2 separate regions of the Homo sapiens genome follow, and region 1 is linked to region 2. A link is a loop called in an ENCODE intact Hi-C map of the cell type or tissue named here. Cell type or tissue: heart right ventricle. All regions are shown on one strand. Each heading gives the region's core, and the rest is flanking DNA. Links, peaks and the distances in the headings are about the cores only.

The links. Peaks named below come from ENCODE experiments on the same cell type or tissue, not always from the same donor. Only the 100,000 strongest peaks of a DNase experiment are listed, where the experiment ranks them.
Region 1: a loop joins it to region 2, with 7 times the contacts of the local background. A loop is called at or near these places in 5 of 110 quality-filtered maps.

Annotation. Positions count from the first base shown.
Region 1 is chr17:11,876,517-11,884,516 of GRCh38, reverse strand. DNAH9 (dynein axonemal heavy chain 9) reads right to left here. Exons shown (of 69, transcript NM_001372.4): 54 at 4,317-4,439; 55 at 3,104-3,308; 56 at 767-931. All of the region lies in intron 1 of LOC101928350 (a long non-coding RNA gene), which reads left to right. Among named protein-coding and RNA genes, the nearest start is that of ZNF18, 120 kb to the left of the region's middle. In heart right ventricle, for the core only: a CTCF peak has its summit at 3,602 (motif pointing right); no DNase peak of the experiment used is centred there.
Region 2 is chr17:10,868,800-10,885,231 of GRCh38, reverse strand. It overlaps LOC124903926 (a long non-coding RNA gene), which reads right to left and starts at 10,044. Exons shown (of 2, transcript XR_007065619.1): 1 at 6,928-10,044; 2 at 4,337-4,760. In heart right ventricle, for the core only: CTCF peaks have their summits at 5,913 (motif pointing left), 8,874 and 9,075 (motif pointing left); no DNase peak of the experiment used is centred there; H3K27me3 peaks cover 3,018 bases.

The sequences.
Region 1 (8,000 bases), core at 1-8,000, 1.0 Mb before region 2:
CGTCAAAGGTATATTGTTCCTGGACACTGTTACAGATATGCTCTGTCCTGCTCAGGGCCAATATCTCCAATGCCCTTCTGATGCAAGCGCGAGACTGAGACTGCAAAAGGCCTTGTTGGAGGTTTGGTGGTATGCTGGAACAGAGCAGGGGTTGGGCCCCTTTCCCATCACACCCCGTCTTCTAGTCCTCACAGGGGGGACCGAGGGCCTTCCAAACATTATAAAATAAAGGAAGCTACACACAGTAGGGCACTGTGTCATCACTTCCCAGGATGATACAGTTTTTGAGAGCTGAGTTTCCTAGGAAGTTATTGAGGTTTTCTCATTAAGATCAGACTTGTGAGATTCTGCGGTCCGGTGGGTTTTGTCAGGATGCAATCATGCCCAAACCAGTTGGCTTTTCCAGCAGTGCGATTCCTTAGCTTCAGGGCAATTCCACACACTATCTGAGGTATCCATTTTGAGCTACCATTCCCTGCACAGAATACCAGGCCCCACAAAGGCTTAAGTGTTCCTCAACTGTGGATGGAGTTAAGACATCAAAAGTATTTTCCAGAAGGTGGGAACTACATAATACAAGATATATGGGGTAGTCACTTCAGGAGTCCTGCCTAGGTAGACTTTCTAGAAGAACCTTGCTAAGACAGAAAAGCCATGTGTTACTTTGACATTTTTCTAAAAGTCAGACTCATTGTCTAAGAGGAGAGAAAATTGTAGGAGGACCCCAGCCTAGGCTGCCTTCCCAGACTAGCCAGAGGAGTTTTACCTTTTTCTCAACTTCGGCAGCAGTCTGCTTGGTGATCTCTAGGTTTTCCACCAGCACTGTTTCTCCCAGGAAGTTCCCAGAGGCGGAGGAGAGGCGAGAGAGAAGACTGTCTTCCAACGTTTTCAGGGTAATTTTGAATCCATTCTGCTGCTTTGTGAGATCGGACTGCAAATATCAAGCAAGAGACAGTCAGGTGCAGATGCCCAGGGCATCCTGCTCTAAGGATGTGTCTGAATAGGGCGAGAGTCCCTTGCCTTAAAGATAGTAAAGTGGAGGCAGAATGGCAAAGAGCTTCAGACCATGAGCAGGAGACAAGGAGTCAAATTGGTGCCCAACTGTACAATATTCTGGGCACATGACCTTGAGCCAGTTTACCCTCTTTACTCTTCTGTAATCCCAGTCCCAACTTTTAGGATTTCTGTGCTATGCTTAATGCACAATGGGCAACACACTGCATTATCAGTGTTCACTAAACGGAGCTTATTTGTGTAACTAGAGGGTTAGGGTCCAGTTTTAGTTCTCTGGAGAGTTCTCTCTATTACCAATTTACTTTAATGAACAACTCTCCTATGGCTTACTTAAAAAAAAATCAGCAGAATCTGTCTTCCAGTTTTAAACTGTGTAAAACCATGGCAGACTGTGTAAAAGCTTCCTCGAGGCTGGAGTGGGGTGCTGGTATCCAAGTGGATCTCATCTCTTCCTCTCTTTATGCTCCATATCCTAAAGCACTAACTTCAGGCAGCTGTAGTGTCTTTGCCCTTGTACAGCCTTTGGATTCGTGGGAAGAACAACCTTCCTGTTGGAGGTTCCAACCACAGCCACCCTGACCTTTCTTGTTTCTTAAAACCACATATCTTGATCCTGCCTTAAGACCAGGATTTGCTGTTCTCTGTGCTGGGAATGCTCTATGCCCAGAGGCTTTACAATTATTTAGGAATTAGCTCAGATGCCAACTCCTCACCGAATCTTTTTCTGACCACCACTGTTTAAATTTGCCCTCTGGCTTTCCAGTATTACCCTGTTTTATTTTCTTAAAAATTCTTATCACTATCTGAATGGCATTGTTCATTTGTTTACGTTGCTGTTTTCTGTGTTCCTCCACTAGAGTGTAGATTCCATGAAGGCTGGGACATGGTTTTCTTTGTTCACTGCTGAATCCTCCATACCTCAAATCCTGCCTGTTACAGAGGTGGTGCTCCCTAGGTATCTGTTCAATGAATGAATGATTGCAGGAAGCGGAGTCCCAGGGAGCCCTGAACTCAATCTCTCATGCACTGGAATTCCACCTACCGACCCCGCCATATTGTATAATCTAATCACATTTAAAGAGAGGACAAAAAGCACGTTATCTGCTGTGGATTGAATTGTGTTGTCCTAAAAGTCCTATGTTGAAGCCTTAACTCCCCCATGTGACTATATTGGAGATGTGGCCTTTAAGGAGGTAATTAAGGTTAAATGAGGTCATCAGGGTGGAGCCATGGCTTTCTTTATGTGCAAAGAAGAGGTCATGTGAGGTCACAGTGAGAAGGCCGCTGCCTCCAAGGCAGGAAAAGAGGCCTCACCAAAAACCAACATGATCGCAGACTTCCAACTTCCAGAATTATAGGAGAACAAATATGTGTTATTTAAGCCACCCCGTCTATGGTATTTTGTTATGGCAGCCCAAGCTAAGACATGACCCTAACACTGTTGGACCTAGTTCTGTTACCCTTGTAGAATTTCATTCCGCTTAGTTCTGGCACGTGGACCTGTGTGATCAGCAGCACTCATGTTCATGCCAGGCTCTGCTCTTGGTCATAGGAGTGTCCAGTCTCCAAGCTGTTTTTTTTTTCTTTTTTTTGAGACAGAACCTCGCCCTATTTCCAGGCTGGAGTGCAGTGGCACGATCTTGGCTCACTGCAACCTCCGTCTCCCGGGTTCAAGAGATTCTCCTGCCTCAGCTTCCCGAGTAGCTAGGACTACAGGCTAGCGCCACCATGCCCAGTTAATTTTAATATTTATTTTTTAGTAGAGATGGGGTTTCACCATGTTGGCCAGGCTGGTCTCGAACTACCGACCTCATGATCCGCCCACCTTGGCCTCCCAAAGTGCTCAGATTATAGGCATGAGCCACCATGCCCGGCCTTCAAACTGTTTTTGCTTCTGTTCTTCAGCTCACCCATCCTTCTTTCCCCAGTATGGTATTCCCAGGTTGCTACATGGGGTCAGCAGTCTTCCAGAGTCTAGCAGAACCCACCTAACTCAATCCAGGAAAAACAGCCCCCCTCTGCAACCTCTCCCAGAGTGGAGTACACTGCAGGCTCTAGTGGCAGAACATTTTCTCCCTTCTGTCCTCACCTTCAGCTGCTCCAAGTCTGGCCTCTCCATGCTGACCACAGCGGCCAGCAACTGGTCCTCCAGGCCATCCCTGGTCACGGTGAAGTTGATCAGGGTGGCCTGAGCCTGCAGCTCAGGCTGGTAGTGAGGATTAGCCAGCTTGGTGTGGAGGATGAGCCGGAACTTGGGATTGTATTCACATTCTTTGTCTCCAATTTTAATGAATCTGGAACATAAAGGCTCATGTGAAGGTAAGGTGCCTTCCTGCAAAATTTGGTTGGGGTCAGAATTTGAGATTTTTTTCAAACAATATTGCTATATTCAGATGGATTCCTCCTATGTCTAGGATGAGCCCTGGGATTCTTTTTTGCACTAATGTTGGGAACAGGTGTGGAGGGGGATAGATGTTTTCCCATGGCCACCATGTTTGGTTCTGTACTGTGCAACTCTAGGAAGAGCCATGCCTGTTGTGTCAATGTAGATTAGTACATTATGAACAATTTCCAGCAGATGGCAGTGAAGTGTCTGGAGGAAGGTGAACCACCTTGCAGTTTCCACAAACGTGCTTTATACGCCAGCAATAGGGCTTACTTTTCCTCATGGCTGACATGGGAATGACATCTATGGGTGAAAATGATTAACCAAGTAAACGAGCACGACTTGAGGACAGTAAAGGCAACGATGGCCCCAGCAGTGGGTGAGGCTCCTGAGTCAAGCACCCCTTCATGATAATTACTCTGCCCTTCATACGAACCCATTGCCCGTCTCCTTCCTCTCTTTTCCTCTCCACACCACCCCCTGCTTTGCCTTGTGCTTGCTAAGCCCTCATCATGAGCCAGCACTCAAAGCAGCAGAGACTCATTAAATTGACAAGGAACCGAGTTGTCAGAATTCAGATGACTGGCTTGTATAAGATGCTCGTACTTAAAAGTCAGTCTGCTTTTTGACCGATTTCCTTCTCAAGTTTTTCCAAAATTGTGCACTGTGGCCATTTAGAAGGAAGTCAGTTGGGACACTGGCTGATGGAAGCAAAGTTTCTCCAGGAAACTTTCTCTAGGAAACAAAGGCCACTAAATAGACCTCTGCTGGAAGAAAGAAAGGTGGATGTGCTGCAGGGAGCTACTTGACATGAACTGAAGAGAGGAAATTCTAGGAAGAGCAGACCTCTTCATGATTCTAACCAGGGCCATGAACCAGCTCCCCCCGAAGGGTCAGCAACACAGCTGAGTCTTACCGTCCTTTTTTAATGACTTCTCTCCCAAGCAGGGGTCCCAGAACAGGATCAATGGACTCCTCTAGATTTTCAATCAGCACCACAGCTCCAGCTTCCAGGGCCTGCTCTATGATTTGAAGGTAGCTAGGGAAACAAGTATGAGTCCGGGAGTATGAGACTGTGGCAAGCTATGGAGTTGAGACCATTTAATGAGACAAGCGTGACCTCTAAGACATGGTGGTATAGTTGGAGGCACAGCTATTTGGAATGTTTTCAGTGGCCACATTTCTTCCCTATGTAAAGTGATATTTATGTGATTCTATACACTTTTAGAAATAGGGAGAAATTATAAAATACAAAAAAGATAATGAAAACCATAATGTGTCTTCAACGTTTTGGTGTATACTACGTATATTTGAATATATTATATTGTCAAGTTTAGCTTTGAGAGTATTAGATTCATATGGTGTTTTGTTTTATAACCTGTTTTTTTTTACAGAAAATATATTGTAATCACTTCACCATGTCATTAAACATCCTTCCATGTAATTTTAAATGACTGGGTATTAGGCCATATTGATACACCTTAATTTATCAATCAATTAACAAAGATTTAGGTTACTTTTAACTTTTCAGTGTTATGTAGAGTTTAATAAATATGTAAATAGCTTGATTTTCTTAAAGTCAATTTATAAAACTGATATAATACAACTCAAACAAAGAATAACAATAATTTATAAGACTGATATAATACAACTCAAACAAAGAATAACAGTAAAACTTTATGGAACTCAACCAAAGATCTTAAAGTTAACCTAAAAGAATACAGTGAGGCTGGCAAGGAGAAAACCAATAAAGAAGAAGAGGAGGGAGTCATTATCTAATACTACATATTTTATATATATCAACAATATAGATGTGTAGAAAGAAGGCTTAAAGGACAGCATATACCAATAAGTTAGCAGTGTTTTTGAAAGATGAATTATAGAAGTTTTTATTTCTTTGTTTTTTATGATAACTCCTACCCCGCCCTCTCATTTTTCTTTACAGTGATGATACATTACTTTTGTAATGGGAAACACCACAATAAATGTTACTAAATATAAAAGTAAATAAGAGCTGGTGTAGTATTAGATACATAGAAAAGAATAATGACCCTATTTAATAAAATAATTTAATATATAGTAAAATGACATGTCTAATTAATTGAGGAAAGAATGGAAAATTTAATATTTGGTATTGAAACAATAGCTAACCACTTGGAAAATTAGTCTGTACCACATATAATAGCTTAAACTATATTTAAATTGATTGGATTTCCATGTAAAAAGAAAACTCAAAAAACTTAAAAATGGGCCAGGCCTGGTGGCTCATGCCTGTAACCCAGAACTTTGGGAGGCCAAGGTGGGATGATTGCTTGAGGCCAGGAGATTGAGACCAGGAGTTTGAGACCAGCCTGGGCAATATGGTGAGACACCCTCTCTACAAAAATCCAAAAATTAGCAGGGCATGGTGTTGCACATCTGTAGTTCCAGCTACCTGGGAGGCTAAGGTGGAAGGACTGCTTGAACCCCGGAGGTCGAGGCTGCAGGGAGCCATGATTTCACCACTGTACTCCAGCCTGGGTGACAGAGTAAGACCCTGTCTTAAAACAAACAAACAAACAAACAAACAAAAAAACTAAAAACTAAAAATGTAGGTGAATATTTTAAAAATTCTTGGAGAGAAAAGACTCCTCTAGGCATCACTTATAGAATAAATGGCTGACAAATCTGATCAAATAAAAAACTAAAATAAAATGAACTGTAGTAGGTAAAACCTCACAAAAGTAAATTAAAAGACAAATGAGACGAACAAATTTTCATTCATATGAAGAAAGAAGACTATACATATTACATATAATGCAACATTTGTATTCAAATAATATACAACAAATCTAGAAAACCATTCAACAGGAAAGTAGTTAATGGACATGAACTAAGAATTAATTGAACATATTTATTAAGGGCCTACAATGCATTCGGCAGTGTTTTAGACACTAGGGACACTGCAATGAGCAAAAAGAACATACACCTGTCTAAAATGCATTGTTAGTCAGCTGGAAAAGAATATTTTAATTAAAGTTTCGGGAGAAGGCCAGGGTTGGATTACTATGTGACTAAAGATGCAAATAAAAATATATCATATTGGCCGGGCGCGGTGGTTCATGTCTGTAATCCCAGCACTTTGGAAGGCTGAGGCAGGTGGATTACCTGAGGTCAGGAGTTCAAGACCACTGGGCAATATGGTGAAACCCTGTCTCTACAAAAAATACAAAATATTAGCCAGGCATAGTGGCACACGCCTGTGATCCCAGCTACTCGGAAGGCTGAGGCAGGAGAATAGCTTCAACCCAGGAGGTGGAGGTTGCAGTGAGCCGAGATAGCGCCACTATATCTATCTATATATATCATAGCATGCCTTGGCATTCACTTCTCAACAAAGTTTGCTCTATAAGATGGATGCATTTATAATATTTAATGTTTGACTTGGTTAACTATTATTTTTAACATCATGTGTTCAATTTGAACAACCCCGAGTGATCTGGACCTTAGTGCGTGCATGCTTGGGACACGTGGCCAGAGCAACAAAGCTCACTTTGAGTGGCTGTTTGCTGGAGTGGATAAATCTTAGGTTTCTAAGTGAGGATGACCCAGCTTCAAATACTGCCACCATTACTTTTTTTTTTTTTTTTTTTTTTTTTTTTTTAGACAGAGTTTTCGTTCTTGTCCCCCAGGCTGGAGTACAATGGCACGATCTCGGCTCACTGCAACCTCCACCTCCTGGGTTCAAGAGATTCTCCTGCCTCAGCTTCCTGAGTAGCTGGGATTACAGGCGTCTGCTACCACGCCCAGCTAATTTTTGTATTTTTAGTAGAGATGGGATTTCACCATGTTGGCCAGGCTGATCTTGAACTCCTGACCTCAAATGATCTGCTCGCCTCGGCCTCCCAAAGTGCTATGATTACAGGCTCGAGCCACTGCGCCCAGCTGCCTCCATTACTTTTTAAACATATTTATTAATTAATATATTTAAATTGTGGTAAAATATATGTAACATATATTGTGTGCCGTCTTAATGTGTACAGTTCCATGGCTTTAAGTACACTGTTGTGCATCCATCACCATCATCCATTCACAGAACTGTTCTTGAAAAACCAAAACTGGCCGGGTGCAGTGGCTCACTCCCAGCACTTTGGGAGGCTGAGGCAGGCAGATCACAAGGTCAGGAGTGCGAGACCAGCCTGGCCAACATAGTGAAACCCGGTCTCTACTAAAAATACAAAAAAAAGTTAGCCGGGTGTGGTGGTGGGCGCCTGTAGTCCCAGCTACTCAGGAGGCTGAACCAGGAGAATCGCTTGCTTGAACCCGGGAGGTGGAAGTTGCAGTGAGCTGAGATCGCACCACTGCACTCCAGCCTGGGTGACAGAGTGAGACTCCGTCTCAAAAAACAAACAAACAAACAAACAAAAAAAACAAAACCTGAAACTCTGTACCTGTGAAACACTTAACTCTTCATTCCCCTCTCCCTCGCACTCCCTGGCAAACACCATTCGACTTTCTGTCTCAATGAATTTGGCTACCCTGGGAACCTTGGATGAGAGGAATCATACCACATTTGTCTTTTTGTCACCAGCTTATTTTACTCTGCATAACACTTTAAAGA
Region 2 (16,432 bases), core at 4,368-12,367:
ACAGCATATGCCTGTGGGTAATTTTCTATCCAGTCTGTGACTCCTGTATGACCATCTGCAACAGACCCTAGGATCCAGGTCTTGAATTAGCTCACCAGAGAGCTGAACAGCACAGCCCATAATCTAAGAGCAGACAGCCCTGAGCAGGTGAGGATGGGCAGCTGTGGGGCACAGCGGCAGGAAAGTTCTGTGTCTGATGAAGTCTCAAGCATTGAGCCAAGGAAGAAAGGAACTATCTGTCCTGTCAGAAAACTACAATGCTCAACAAGTCCTTGTGGTCTCAATTTTAACATTTTTGGTTATCACTGCAACAGTAGCATCTGCTCGGGCAATATGAGACAGGACTCTGGGAACATTATGTGACACCTTTTATCTCAGCTCTGGGTGAGGTGAACTGCAAGTACAACTATTTACAGGCAAGACAATCACAGGTACAGAGGTGTGTCAACATGCTCGGTGAAATTCAGAGGGAATCTGACCAAGAGCTTAGACAGATTTCCAAAAGGGTAGTGTGAGGTGTTAGAAGAAGCAGAGCCGATAGGAAAACTCATAACAGCATGTGCCTCCTCAGAAGCATCTTTTGTTTATTTGGCAAGGATGCAGCAAGAGCTTGGCTAGACCCCAGGGATATGCCAGTGAACCACACTGACCATGTTCATCAGTGGAAGTCAAAGTCAAGAGGAGGCCCCTGAGTTCTGCACTGTCCAGGCAAGATCACCCTTCACCCAGCCCTGCCATTCTGACAGCAGGACTCCCTAAACTCATCCCTCAGTACCCTGCCTTTCATCCCCTAAACCTCTGTGAACCCCATAATCTGACTACCCCCAACTTCCCAAACCCACCCACTGGGTCACTGGAATGCATGATCTATTATCAGCAAAATCTCTTTATCTTCGATTGCAACTGTAAACATTCCCCTTACCTTTCTGCCCTCACCGAATAAGGGGGCCATCAAGAGCAGAATGTGATGGAAAAATAATTATATTAATAGCAAACATTTATATGTGCAACCACTGTCCCAAGTCTAGTGCAAGCACAGCTCCTATATCTATTGCCTGAACTTCACAACAATTCCGTAAGCCCATTACCATTCTATCTTTTGATGAGGAAACAGAAGCACAAAGAGGTCGATTAATTAACCCAAGATCACAGAATTGAGAAGTAGTGCATTAGAAACACAGGACTTGAATCGAGACAGTTGGAGCCCAAACCCTGTGTATGTAACCACTGTGATATACAGTAGTACAGAATGGTCTGTGGTCAAAGACACAACTCCAGGAAGCAGCAACAGAGGCAACAACAGGGAGGAAGCATTAGGAGGGCTCCGCATCCACTGGGTTCCAGAACTAGCCCCTAAGAAAATCTCAAAGCTCCCCGCAAAGACACCATTTCCCCTGCTGTCCTCTGAAAAGGCAGCTGATTTTTTCATTCCCATACCCCTTGTTCCACTGGGCCTGGAGGTGAGGCAGGGCTCCTTTTTGCCCATTACTCCTTTTTGCCCGTTACTGATCTTCCATACCACTGCCCCCAACACTCCCGGTTTTAAGGGTCATGCGGCCATACCGAACAACCCACTACCCTCCTTGTCATAGTCAACTATTGAGCCCTGTGTCATTCCCCTCATTTCTACAAGATCCCGGCACCTGGGTCATGGTCACCCTCTCCCATACTACCTCAGCTGTGATTCTCAGTGATTTTGCTTTCCATAGAGAAATCCCTGCAAAGCCCTGGACTGCCCATTCCATGACCTCCTCTTTTCTGGGGATTGTTTTCCTCCATCCTAACTCATCCACTCTCCCTTATAGTCATGCCCTAGACCTTTTTACACAAGTAACTGCACTCTGTTATCTCAATTCTAAGAATCCTACTTTCCAACCACCACTTCTCATTTTCAGTTTGCCAATTCCAAAAATTATTGACCCCTCTATAAACTAAATACATGATTATATCTAAATATATGATCAATACATGGTTGTACTGTCCCTCAACTCCTCCATTGCCTCACTCTTCTTATCCAGCTTCCATTCAAGTAGGTGCTGTTACCATTACTCCCCAGAACATACTCCAGCTCCTTTTTTCCTCACTCCCTAATTCTCACCTAGGAAAAAAAACCCTCAACCCTTATTAAATCTCACTCTCTAACTATTCTGAACCTTTATCCAAGCAGCTGAACTTAGTGGGAGAAAAATACGCAAGCATATTGACTGGCCTATTTCAAATGCATGAGATCCTACCTCAAGGGGCCCAAATGCTACCTTCCAATCCTACTCCATTTCGCAAGTCATCCATTTATATGCTTTTCTGCCTAGTGTGATTGGAGAAAATCCAATTAAGAGACTAAACTATTATTTTGTAACTTCTTTCTCCTCCTCACTCTGGACTAAGAAAATAGAAGCAATCAGAAGAAAATGTTGCAGGCTTCCACCAAGACATCTACCACCCTCAGGGCATTTGTCCTAGAAGCTCTGCATTCCCACTCAACATCACAGATGAACTGAAAGCTCTAATGCCAGCCCTTCTGCTTGAACCCTAGGTCCTCATTCTCTTTTTCAATAACAAGGTCATTGATCGGTCAGCCACGCTGTCTCCTGCACCATCAAATTTTCTCTCTCTTCTTGACCTTTTCCATCCAATGCAAAACACAAACCCTTTGCTCACCCTTTACCTACTTCTAGTTCCCACTCATTTCTCTGCTCTCCTTTGCAGAATGGTCTCCAATTTCTGACCTCTTTTTCCATCTTGAACTCAATGCTTTTGGGCTTTTTTGCCCATCACCTCACCAAAACAGCCCTTATCTAGGTTTCCAATACCTCCATGTTACAAAGCCCAATCATCAATTCTCGGTCTTCATCTTACTCAGTCTCTCAGAAACATTTGACAATTTTTGTCCCTACCTTCTTCCTGAAAGTCTTTTATGATTTGCCTCCAGGATGCTCTTTTCTCTAGAGTCTCCTTCTACATCACTGGCCACTCCTTCTTGGTTGTTTCTCCTGGTCCCTGCTCAGATCTCAGACGTCTGAACATCAATGGCCCCAGACCCAGCCCTCGGCTTTCTTTTCCCGGTCTACCCTTCTCACTAGAGACCTCTCTAAGACCTCTTTCAGGCTCATGGTGTTAAATGCAATTTACACTGATGGCTCCCAGGTTTATCTCTCCTGCTAGACCTCTCTCCTGAATTCCACATGCCTCAACCCAACTTTACATCTCAGCTGGATTCTTAACACACATCTCAAACTTTAAACGAACAAAACCCAACTCCTGAGTCACATACCTCCCAGTCACATACCTCCCAATTCTCTCTCTCTCTCTCTCTTTGTCTCTCTCTCTCTCTCTCTCTCTGTCTTTCTCCCCTTGCTCAAAAACAGCTTCCCGTCGCACTCAGAGTAAAAGCTAGGGCCACCTGCTACCTCTCTGATTTCATCTTCCACCACTCTCACATGGGATTATTCTGCAACAGTTGCATTGGTCTTCTTGCTGTTCCTTGAATATACCAAACATGTTCCAGCCCTCAAAACCTTTGCACTTTCCATTTTCTCTTCTTTAAATGCCCCTCCTCCCAGAGAGCTTCATGATATGGTCCTTCACTGCTTTCAGTCTCCGTTTTCATGCAACCTGATTTGAGAGACTTTTTCTGACAACTGTGTTAGGTAGCAATTCCCTTTGTCCCCATCCTGGAACCAGAATGGGAGTTCTGGGTGAGCAGGTTGTATCTGAAGGGCTTAAAACAGTACCTAGGATGTGTATAGGTAATTTGTAGCTATTTGTGGTAAGCTCCTGTCCTTTTGGAGCTCACACTTTAGTAAGACAGACAAACATTGAATAATTAATGACACATATAATTAATCCTATTGCTGAAATATGTTGTGAAGAATAATTATAGGCCAGGCATGGTGGCTCATGCCTGAAATCCCAACATTTTGGGAGGCTAAGGTGGGTGGGTTACCTGAGGTCAGGAGTTCGAGACCAGCCTGGCCAACATGGTGAAATCCCGCTTCTACTAGAAACACAAAAATTAGCCGGGTTTGGTGGCATGTGCCTGTAATCCCAGGTACTCAGGAGCCTGAGGTGGGAAAATCGCTTGAACTTGGGTGGAGGAGGTTGCAGTGAGTGAAGATCACACCACTGCACTTCAGGATAGGCAGCAGAGTGAGACTCCCTCTCAAATAAAAAAAAAAAAATTACAGAGTAAATTTAGGGTATACGAGTAGCATATTCAAGGATGTTACATAAAAAGGAATATGGCTTCCAGACCCTAAGCTATGGGAACTCTCTAACTCCTTAAGGATCAGAGTTACGTGTCTCTTAGAAAAAAAAGGATGACATAGACATATCCAAATTGACTTGTCCTAGGAATTTCCAATTCTCTAGCATTTATTTATCCAAATATCTCTGCCTCCACTTTTAGCCACATGTAAAGCATCCTCAAGGTAGGTGGCAGAGCAGAGGAGATACCCTGTATGCCCAACCCTTTAGTGATAGAGAGTTTTCAGTTTGCTCAGAGGCCACTGTACCTCCATAGCTTCCAGTATCCTGTGCTTGGACTGTGCCTTCCGTGTATCAACTTAAAGATGCAAGTAGACACATGAGACAAGAGGTTCCATTGCATTTGGTGGCACCTTCTACACTATAGACATAGTGAGAGCTTGATCAGTGATGGATGGGTGGATGGATGGAGGCGTGGACAGGTAGGGATAAAGTGAGGAAGACGTCAGATCATCCAGGTTTTCCTCACGCTGGTTCCTCAGGTTCCTTGCCATTCCCTGTGGAACAAGAAGACAAATTCAAGAAGAATCTATGCCAGCCTGGTGGTTAGATCCTCAATTCCCATACCTTGGAGTTGTAATGCCACGGAAAAGAAATTTCCACCAACACCCTCACCAACCAGCATCCTTCAGCCTTTTTTGGGACCATGGTGGTTAGGACATCATCTTGAATCAAGCTTCCTATCCTGGAGCCCAAAGGTGGCTCCTTGTGCTGTTGGTCATTATCATCACCTGTCATCATAGGCTTTGTGAGTCAGTTCCTTGACCTCATCTTTTCCACTGATTTTTTTCCTCCATCCTAACTCAGCCACTCCCTCTATAGTCGTACCCCAGATTCATTTTATAGAAGAGGCAGGGGGAAAATGAAGGTCAGAAAAGGTAAAGTGAAATGCTCAAGGTCAACATCAAGAATTAATGAGAAAGGTGGGACTTGATTCAAAGTTGCCAATCCCTTAACAGCACTGCAACACCCTCTAGGAAATGTGCTCTGTATCCAGCCCCCACGCCTGGTACTTTGCATGCAAAGTTGCTGCTAGGGGATGAGCCAGGTTCCCAGTGAACAACCAACCCTTGGTCCTTCCGCCGGGGCTGAGCCCAAGTTAAGCAGACACTGAGCTGGGAAAGGGCGGGGAGAGGAGATTCTGCTCTGCTTCTAGATCATACTCCTTCCCAAAAAGATTGCAAAAAGAAAGCAACTTAAAGCCAGTATCCATCCAGCCCTTAAGCCAGAGGTTATGTGTTTGCCCGGGGGATGGAGTATAAAATAGCTGCTGGATGTGCACCACGTTTATCTTGTTCTCTGTGCCCCCGGAGTGTGCTGTTTACTTTCTCACTGGAGGTGCAATTATTTAATGAGGTGCTGAAGCCTGGGGAAGATTGCACATTTTAATCAAAGCACCAGAGGAGCAAGTCTAGATGACTTTACAAAATGTATTTGAGGCGAATTTTGCACAGCAATGTCTGGATATCAGGTAATTAAGTGAAAGGGGAAATAACTTCCCAAGGGGTGTAAACAAACACACCAAGTCAGTCTCATTTCAGTGTTATGCTGAGTGGGGAAAATGGATTTCGGAGTGGACCGTGGACTGCAACAGGGCTGCTTCCTCCAATGTCAAAACAGGCTTTGTGAGGCTGGGAGCTGCGGGGCCATGGTGCCTCCTACAGGTTGAGGGGAAAAAACAACCCTCAGAGAAAGTCTTGTCGAATTTCTTCAGTTAGAGGAGGAAGAGGAAGCCTGAAGCCTGGAAGGGCAAAGTGACTTCCTCAAGGTCGCATGGCTGTTTAGGGGAGGAGCAAAGACCAGACTGGTTTTCTGACCCTCAGTCCTGTGTTGCTTCCAGTCCACCAGGCCAATGCTACCCAAATGTCAGCTACTGGGAACAACAAAAGAAATAATAATAACAACCCAGTGACATCTAAAATAATGAGAGCTAACATGTATAAGTGTGTGTGCCAGGTGCTATGTCTTGTATGATGTCTCCATTTCTCATTAGATAGCTCCCCAAGACCCCAGGAAGAAGATACTATTATCCTCAGTCTAGAGGTGAGAAAACAGAAGCAGAACATTTAAGAAACCAGCCCAACATTACAAGTAGAAAGTGTCGTAGAGCAAGTGCCAGGCACAGATGCCCTGATATCCCATGGTTCCACAGTCTCTGAGCTTCCAGACCCTTCCCCAAGTCCCTAAGACTTCAGAAGCACAAGCCTAGAAACCTCCATCTCCAGGGTCCTGCTACTAAATCTGTTACTACATTTACCAAGTGATATCTCTTTGGGACCACACCAATCCTGATGAGTAACTCAGTCTTTTTCTCAGTTCCATGATAGCAAAACCAAAACAAAGCTGGAGGAAACAAAATGCAAGATGCATTTGCAAGTGTGGTTACTTAGGAGTCATGAGGGAGGGTCCCAGAGAACACCTTCCAGCCATCTCCTGAAAACAACCTTTTAGACATTTTCTTCCAAATTCCAGGGGTTTCTTTCCGGCTTTCTCATAGGCATTTCTTGCTCTTTCTCCTGCTTGGGTCTGGGCTATGGTTCAGCTTTCCAGTTCTTATCTTTCCCCTTATTCCACTTCTTCTATCTCCTTTGTCTCTTTCCTGCATTGTGAGGAAAAAATAAACAATTCATTTCACTGGACACCCATGCCTTCAGGGTCTCTCACCTTCTGCCCTGAGCAGCTTATCAAGATATTTTCTTGGACAGAGGCAATCTCCTTGTTGGACCGGGATTCTGGAACTAGCTGCTAAGAAAATGCATTATTCACTTTGTGACACCAACAAATATGAGGTCTCCACTTCTATTTTTTTATGCCCACATATATGTTTACTTGCACAGCATATGGTTTCTGCAGGATAATTCACATTTGGGACCCCAGAAGTTGAGCATCTTTGTTTATTATGTTTCCCCTGAACTTGTTCTTTCTTGAATTTCACCCTCAAGGCATCATAATGATGCAAACACATACTGGCTGAGGCGGAAGGATGTCCACCTGCCTCCTGACTCCAACCCCTGAAAAACAGCTCTCTCAGAGAGCACACATAGTAGAAGCTCCTTGAGAATAGAGTCCTTGGTTGGCTAAATTCTGTATCCCCAGAACCTAATACTATACATGGCCTGCATACAAAAGGCACTCATTCATTCTACATACATTTATTGAGCGCCTGTTATGATCAAGGCCCTATATTTTAGGTTTTGAAGATATACAAATAAAGAAAATATAGTCCCTAAACTCAAAGTTGGGTCTATATCAGAGGTTCTTGAACTTTTGCAGATATGGGTCCCAGTAAGAAATTGGTAAAAGCCTTAGATCATCTTTCCAGAAAATATACAGTATTTTGGCATACAATCCATGGTAGATAGCAGCAATGGCCCTAATTCTTCTCTCTTTTCTGAATGATGCCCTTGGCCACGCAGCATGGCCAACCTTCCCTCTGTGAGTAGGGGGGCCTTCCCCACCACTTGAATTTGAGCTCATCCATGTAACTTGCTTTGGTCAAAGGGATGTTAGTGGGAATGGCCAATGCAGAAGCTGATGAAACAGACTTGCATTTTGGGGCCTGATCTTTTGCATTTCCACAACCATTATGAGAAGGACCTCCTGGGTTAGCCTTCTAGTCCAGAAGGGAGATGGGAAGCATGTGGAACACGGCTCAGTTGCCGCAGCAAGGGCCAATCTCCATCAGCCAGCAGTCAGGTAATCCCAGAGGTGTAAACAAGCCCATCCAAGAGTGGCAGGACCCCTGCCTGGCTGAATTTCAGCTGACTCTAGACACATAACAAATATTCACTTACTATGGGCCACTGAGGTTTTGTGGTTGCTCTTATTCTGTATTATTGTGGCAGTAAGTAAATAATACAAAATTTTAAGGGCATATCATGGATAGCCTAAAGGTCCAAATACCCCAAGTTGAGAACCCCTGATCTTTTAGGGGACACAGAGAAGGATTCGTGAATTACAGCATAGTAGAAAGAATAACAATGGGGTAAAAGCAAGCACCTAACAAGCTCTTGTTTTGCACAGGAGGTGATGTCCAATCTAAAATCTGAAGAATAGGCAGGAATAGATCAACTTAAGACAGAGAAGAAACTGTTCCAGAAGTGGAAATTAGCAAGCGCAAAAACAATAAAATCAGAGAAAGCGTGGTCGATTAGTTATTTTGATGGGACTGCAAGCATTTTAGTTGCTCTTCAAACAGGTAGCTCTTCAAAAATTGAGAAAGGAGTCCTAAATACTTCCAATATCTAAAGATGCTGACATATTTTTAAAACGAAGGTATGCTAAAAAAAGAGCACAAAAATAATGGTACAACTTAAATATACCATTATTCGTAAGAACGAATAAACTGTTTTAACATCGGGAGGGATATAATGATCGTATGCATGGCCTTATTTGAATGCAACATTAAATGCCTAATCATGTTCTTCATAAATGTGAGAACTGGGACTGGTGGCCTTCCTGTCCCCACACCCCAATCCAGTCTAAAATAGAGGGTGTGAAGACAGAGGGGGTGTTAGTGAGAGCTGAGACTCAATAATGTCTTGTTCAACTGAGTTGAAATGAAGTGAATAATTTTCAGATTTCAACAAGAAGAAAATGCACCCTGGCTTAGTAAGAGTCCTCTCCATTCATCTGCTCATGGGCAGCATAAACTGGAAAGCCCTCAACTTCAACTACAGAGTTTGGTGCACAGACCCCCATCTTGGCCATCTTGATTCCCAAGAGGCCCCCAGCCACTCCACCGGCCCCGCGCAATTGGTCCAAGTTGCCCACTAGCCCACGGCGAGGTGATGATGGTGTCACACCACCACCTAGTGGCCACTCCTGTGAAATCGTATTCTCCTTAACCTCTGGGATTTATAAGCTCGCCCAGGTGAGTCTTCTGCTTGGGAAAGGACTACCAGTGACTGGGAGGACCTAGAGTACCTCTCTCTCAATATACTAAGGGTGATATAAAGTGTTTTGCCCAAATCCCAGCATGTAACACTGAGAGCTTAGTAACCGGAATTAACATTACCATTGTTATTGCCATGATACTGTAGAAATTCCTGAGTCTCTTTGAAATTAATTGGGCTGCCGGAAAATGAGATTTTTCAAAGATAATTAAGAATCCATTTCTACTTTAATTTCATTCAATAAACAGGTACTAAATGTTTAATATATGCCAGCACTGTGCTGTGTAACTGGGACAGCGTGAAGAAGATATAAAAATGGCTAAGATGCAGTCCCTGCTCTAAGACATTTCCAGTCCAGAAGGAGAAGTAGGCACGTAAACAGCCAGCTCTCAAGTGCTAAATAGAGACACAGCCAGAGTGCTGGCTATGACAGCGCGGAAGCAGCAGTGATTCATTTAGACGCCTGTGGTTTCCCTTAATTCTCAAAATAAAATCCTGGTCCTTACTATGGTCTTGCAGGGTCTGGCGGGGCTGCCTCTCTACGCTGCTTCTGGGCCTCTCTCCAGCACCTTGGAGAGCTCCTGGCCTCAAAGAAGGAAAGGAAATTTCATGAGATTGCAGAATAGGCAAAAGGCCGCGAGGGTGGGGGGTTGGGGGTTGCAGATGCTGTTTCTGGAGTCAAGGTTCTAGCTCTATGACCTTGGACAAGACACTTAATCTCTCTGTGTCTTATTAGCCTCATGGAGGAAAGGACGATGTTAATAACAGCACCTACCTCCTGGGGTCATTGTGAGGATTCAAAGACTTTATATTACAATGTAAGGCACTTAGTCTCTGAGGCATGGTAAATCTTCCTCTTTTTTTTTTAAGACATGGTCTTTTTCTGTCTTCTGTCACCCAGGCTGAAATGCATGGCACGATCACGGCTCACTGCAGCCTCAACTTCTTGGCCTCAAGCAAGTAGCCTCCCAAGTAGCTGGGTCTACAGGTGCTCACCACCACGCCCTGCTAAATTTTTTGTATTTTGTAGAGACAGGTTTTCCCCATGTTGCTCCGTCTAGTCTCTAACTCCTGAGCTCAAGCAATCAGACTGCCTTGGCTTCCCAAAGTGCTGGGATTACAGGCGTGAGCCACTGCACCTGGCCTAGATCCTCCATATTTTTATTACCAGCTGTACTCTGCAAAAACCTCCTGGGCTCTCCATGAGATGCAGATCCAACTTCGTAGACATTCAAGCTTTTGTGTTGTTGTTGTTAAAGCTTGGTCTATCCTGTTTAAAGCTTTGCTTTCATATGTGATTCAGCACTTCCCACGCATCCACTGAGTGCATTTGGAATTGGAGGTGCAGAAGAAGGTGCCTGGCAAGCTCCCTTTTTTCTTTTCTTCTTGATTTGTCCCCTTCATCATCCTGTGTGACTCTAAACCCTTTAGAGGCCTACCACTGGCCTGTGGCCCAGCAGCAAGGACACGAGGAGGGGAGATTCTGCTCCCATTGCTCACGTGACAATGTTCTGACTCATTTCTGTGCTGGTGACTTCTATGAGGGAGGATCCTGACGGAGGTGGTGTATTTGGCTAATATGGAAAGCTGTTCAGCCTTGCACTGCTCACCCTTGACTCTTTTCTTTTCTTTTCTTTTCTTTTTTTTTTTTTTTTTTTTGAGACAGAGTCTCACTCTGTTGCCCAGGCTGGAGTGCAGTGGCGCAATCTCAGCTCACTGCAACCTCCCAGGTTCAAGTGATTCTCCTGCCTCAGTCTCCTGAATACCTGAGATTACAGGTGTGAACCACCACACCCGGCTAATTTTTGTATTTTTAGCAGAGACGGGGTTTCACCATGTTGGTCAGGCTGGTCTCGAACTCTTGACCTCATGATCTACCCACCTCGGCCTCCCAAAGTGCTGGGATTACAGGCATGAGCCGCCGCGCCCAGCCCTTTGACTCCTTTCTAAAGAAGATCTCTGGAGGCGAACCATGTGGCCCTTTGTCCACCAGTTTATGTTCACCCTCTTCTCCAGGCCACCATCCTGTTGTCCAGTCTGCTAGACTGGGGGATCCACGTGGGCAGGACCTGTCCATCACCACTGTAGAGTCAGTTCTGGGTACAGTGCCTGGCGTATGTGTGTCTTCAACAAGTGCTCGTGGTGTTTGCAATATTTTCCCTTCCCAGCATCAGGAAATAGATGGGATGAATATTTATGATCACTATCTGATGTCCTTAGACAAAGGGAGGAGAGGGACCAAAAGGTCCACTCTGCATCTTTGGGGGCCTTGTGGGGGTGTAGGTATACAATAACTGCAAGTCCCTATTAGGGCCTCAGCACTCAGAGAGGCTGCTGGCCTGCTCTTATGATAAATATGCCTCTAAAAATATATTGGGAAAAATTCATCTCTTTGTATCCCAGTGAACCAAAGGGAAGTGAAACAGGTCATTAAAATGAGACTTTTTGTCATCTCAGAGTTTCAGCTGTGACCCCAAAGCTAAAAACAATGAGTGCCAAGTAGACACCCACTGTAATGCTGAACCACATGTGTAGGCTTGGCGAAGGGCATTGCCAAAAGCTACTGCTGCTTTCAATAGATGTGCACCTGTCTCCAGGCTATGGAGGAAAAAGCCGAGACTCACAGGAGGTTAAAGAGATGCAAAGGATTAGATCTTTGAAGAGAGATATTGGTGTTTTATATGGGTTGCTCTCCACACATGTGTGAGAGCAAGCTTCGGGTCCAACACCTCAGGTCAGAGAAAGGACAGGACTTAAGGAGAACTATCGAGGCTCCCTGAAGCCTGGGTGGCAGCCAGGCTCATTCCTAAAGAGTCTACAGGTAATAGGCAACAGCTGAATACAGAGGCTGCCAAAGATGCAAGCTGCACTTACACTGAGCGTGGGGGAAGGAGCCTGTGATGGGTGGTCCAGGAAAGAACCAGCCATGGCCCTTCTAGAAAAAGACCCTGTCTGACATATACACGATGGAATACTATGCGGCCATAAAAAGGAATGAGACCATGTCCTTTGCAGGGACATGGATGAGGCTGGAAGCCATCATTCTCAGCAAACTAACACAGGAACAGAAAACCAAACACCACATGTTCTCACTCATAAGTGGGGGTTGAACAATGAGAACACATGGACACAGGGAGGGGAACAACACACACCAGGGCCTGTTGGGGGGTGAGGGGCAAGGGGAGGGAACGTAGAGGATGGGTCAATAGAGGCAGCAAACCACCGTGGCACACGTATACCTATGTAACAAGCCTGCATGTCCTGCACATATGTCCTGGAACTTAAAGTAAAATAAAAAATAAAAATAAAGAAAGAAAAAGACCCTGTCTGAATATGCCCAACAGTAAAAATGTTTAAATAGTTTTATTGAGACATAATAGATTTACAAAGAACTGCACGTACTTAAAGGATGCAATTTGATACATGCACAAAACTGTCTCCATAATCAAGATAAGGAACTCATCCATCACACCCAGAAACGTCCTTCTACTCCTTTAGCATCCATCCCTCCCACCCTTCCCTTTGCCTCATTAAAAAGCAATCACCGCTCTGCTCTCTGTCACTGTAAATCAGTGCGTATTTTTGAGCATTTTATAGAAATGGAATCAGACAGTATGCATGCTTTTTTTTGTCCGCCTTCTTTCACTCAGCGTGATTATTTTTAGATGCAACCATGTTGTCGTATCAATAGTTCACTCCTTTTTATCGCTGAGTGGTACTCCAGTGTGGGAATGTACAACGATTTGCTTCTTCATTCATCTGCTGATGGGCATTTGGGACGTAGGTGGCGGGAATTTGACTAATTATCTTCTGCTCTCTTATTTTTAGAAATATTCTGTTGTCACGTGTGTTGCTTTTATAATCAGGTTACCACTTAAGTGTTTTTTTTTTTTTTAATGAAGAGGAAGAAAAGAAGCTTGCCCATGTGGGCTTCCTGCCAGCAGTGAGGCAATCTCAGCAGGAGCTGTGGGCGTGCCATTGGGTGCACAGCTGTCAAGAGAAAAAAGTCAAAGGCAGCCAACGTGTGGTGGCTTCCTCAGCTTTAGGGGCTGCAGTCAGAGGGCTCATGGAGGAATTCACAAAGTGCCACACAGAGAGAGAGAGACATATGCTTACTGCCACATACAGGTTACAGGCAGGTGCAGGAAGCCTCTTCTGTCCTTCCTCTCCTCTCTCCTCCCCACCTACGACCCCAACACAGGAGGGTCCTAAAATGTCTGCTGGGGTGTTAGGGTAGGTAAGATGGAAATGGGTGGAGAAGCAATCACAACTATTTCCCCCACTATGACTTCCAAACCTGAAATCGGCCAAGTGGTGGAAGGAGAGTCTGGAGTTTGTATATTAGATTGGACTAGATTTTCTCTTACCTAGAAGTAGCCAAGTAACATTATTATATCAAATTTGTCGTTATTGTCTAAGAGTGACCACAAAAGCGACTGCATTCACCCAAAATGTTTTCCAGGGACAGAGATCAGGTAGAAATGGGCAGATACAAAAAAGAATGTTCTCATTTAACGAACCAGTTACCAAAGTTCTGATCGAATGGTACCATGAAGCAGTAATTTCTACTTTAAGGAAGACCAAAACACTGACATATATATGCTTATACCTTTAAAACAAACTTGCTTTGCCAAAATTGTTGCCTCTTTATACTTTCAGGGGCTCAACTTGAGGCCATAGGTGAAGGCCCTCCATGACCATTCCCATCACAAAGCATTTGGGGAAGCTCCAGCCTGTTCAGACCTTGTAAAAAGAATGCACAGAAGGATGGAAGCAAAGCAGGCCACCTGGCTATTGCTCGGCAATGCAGCCAGAACTTTGCTGAGAGGGAAACTGTGATTGTTTTCATCTCTGGATGTGCTAAAATGCTCTCCCCTTATAATCAAAAGAATCAAAGCACAGTTTTGCCCAGAGAGGAGAGACAACCTAATTTTACCAATACCTGGAACAGTGAAGCCAGACTGAGGTATTGCAACTTTGTTAGTTTGTGGGGAAAATAAAAACTCAGCAAGGTCCTTGAGCTCTTAGGTGCAGAAATCCATTAGCCTTCCTTAAGGAGAAGTCCACCCCAGGAAAGGCCATGACGATGGCACATCACTGAAAACTAGTCAGGCGCCATTGCATATAACAGATTCACTGTACGTATTAGAATGAAAGATCCACACTTGACCATCATTCTACATCAATGAGTCATTGCCAATGTACGTGATAATCATAGCTACATTTCGTTGAGCTGCGTCACTTTCATCCTTGCAACATCCCTATGAGGAATCTCATTTTACAGATGGAGAAACCGATGTTCAGAAACATTACATTACATGCCCAGTATTATATAGACAGAAGGCAGCAGAGACAGAATCAAGCCCAGGTCTGTTTGGTTCCAAATTCCAGAATCTTTCTAGCATGTGACACCAACACCATGGGCTGTTATTGAGTGAGATGGAGTGGGGAGGGGCTGTATGGTTAGTGTCAAAGTTGGAAATGTTCTTCTTCTGAAATGCCAGATGGTTGTCACCAAGAGGAAAGGCCAGCAGACTATCTTCCAAGATGTCTCATAAACTAATATGGCTTACTTTGGGGAATTTTCCATCATCCTAGATCTGCTACTTGGATGCTACAGAATCTGAAAAGGGATCCATCTCTCAATAGAGACACTTTAACCAAGCACAGAACACTGGCAGATAAAACCAGAATGCCAATGCCTTCATTTACTGTGAGAAATTCCTGGCACGGAGACCTAAAAACTCAGATTCCATAGAATGAGCCCAAAGTCTCCCCACAGACAGACTCCAAGGAGAAGCCAAATCATAGACTGAAAGTTTCTGGTGAGCCTGAAGTCAGAAAGGGGGAAGTTCAATAATCCAGTGCTTCAGGCATCCAGCTGAGATACCTCAGTGTTTTCATTCCGCAAGGAGGACGGTCTTGCCAGTGAGACCAGAGTCGCTTAAAATATGTGGGCTCCACCTCTGCCCTGACAAAACCAGAACTCTTCCAGTCACTGGTTAAGGGGAATACCCTAGGATGGATCCTGCTGATATTTGCCTCTGGTACTCACATTTCTTTCTTATTCCAGAGCTGACAAGTCCTTCCTCTGATGGACACATCCTTTCTTGATGGAAATACATTCAATCTGGTGGCTGTGGGGGCTTGTCTACCTGAGAGCTGTGCCTTCTCCTTCAGCTGAGTTCACATATCTGTACTGTGATGCACTGTGCCTAATTCCCCAAAAGGCAATCTTGCTTCCTTCATTTCCAAATCTGGGAAGGCAAATGTCTACTGTGCCCAGAGAAGGAAAGGTAGCTGCATCCTTTTCTGTGAATACCCTTCTATACGTGAATATTAGATATTTTAAGGAAAGAAGCAGTTTTAATTAAGATGTATATAAACATTATATGCAGAGAACCCAAAAAAGAAGAAATGGATATAAGTTTCCAAGTGCTTAATGAGGGCTTGGTGCCGTGCTAGGGGCATTTAATAAGCACAGCAATTCAAGGAAATAGTTATTAGTGCCACCATTTTACAGTTAGGAGAACTGAAACTCAGAAAGATTAAGTGACTGCTAGTTTCAGGAGAACTGGAATTTCAACACTGGCCTGTCTGACTCTGAGACTCTGCTAGGAACCCGTGCACCAAGAAAAGTGCTCATATCTGTGAAGATGCATTGTGAGCTGCCAATGAGGTATGGTAACTGTCTAAAACTGAAAGGAAAGCTGAGGAGCCATATTTTATAATCAGCAGACTGCTTTTTCAGCTAAAACATGAGTAACCTTCTAGAATGTTTTGCAAAGGCTTTGATACCTGCACTGGTTGCATTTCCATAATGATACCACTTAAATCCAACTGGACTATCTTCCTGCCACAAACCAACATAGGAACTCCTTCACTCATTCCATTCCAATTCCTAGGGTGGTGAGGTCAAAGGCAGCCAAGCTCCTTCAAACATAAAGTAAAATAAGAAGTTCTCATCAGAAGCCCATGGCTGTGGTTACAGATGTGCAGAGCTCACCAACACTTTAAAGAAATGTAAGTTGCTCATTTACAATAACAAAGACTTGGAACCAACCCAAATGCCCATCAGTGATAGACTGGATAAAGAAAATGTGTCACATATACACCGTGGAATACTATGCAGCCATGAAAAAGAATGAGTTCATGTCCTTCGTAGGGACATGGATGAAGCTGGAAACCATCATTCTCAGCAAAGTAACACAGAACAGAAAACCAAACACCACATGTTCTCACTAAGAAGTGGGAGTTGAACAATGAGAACACAT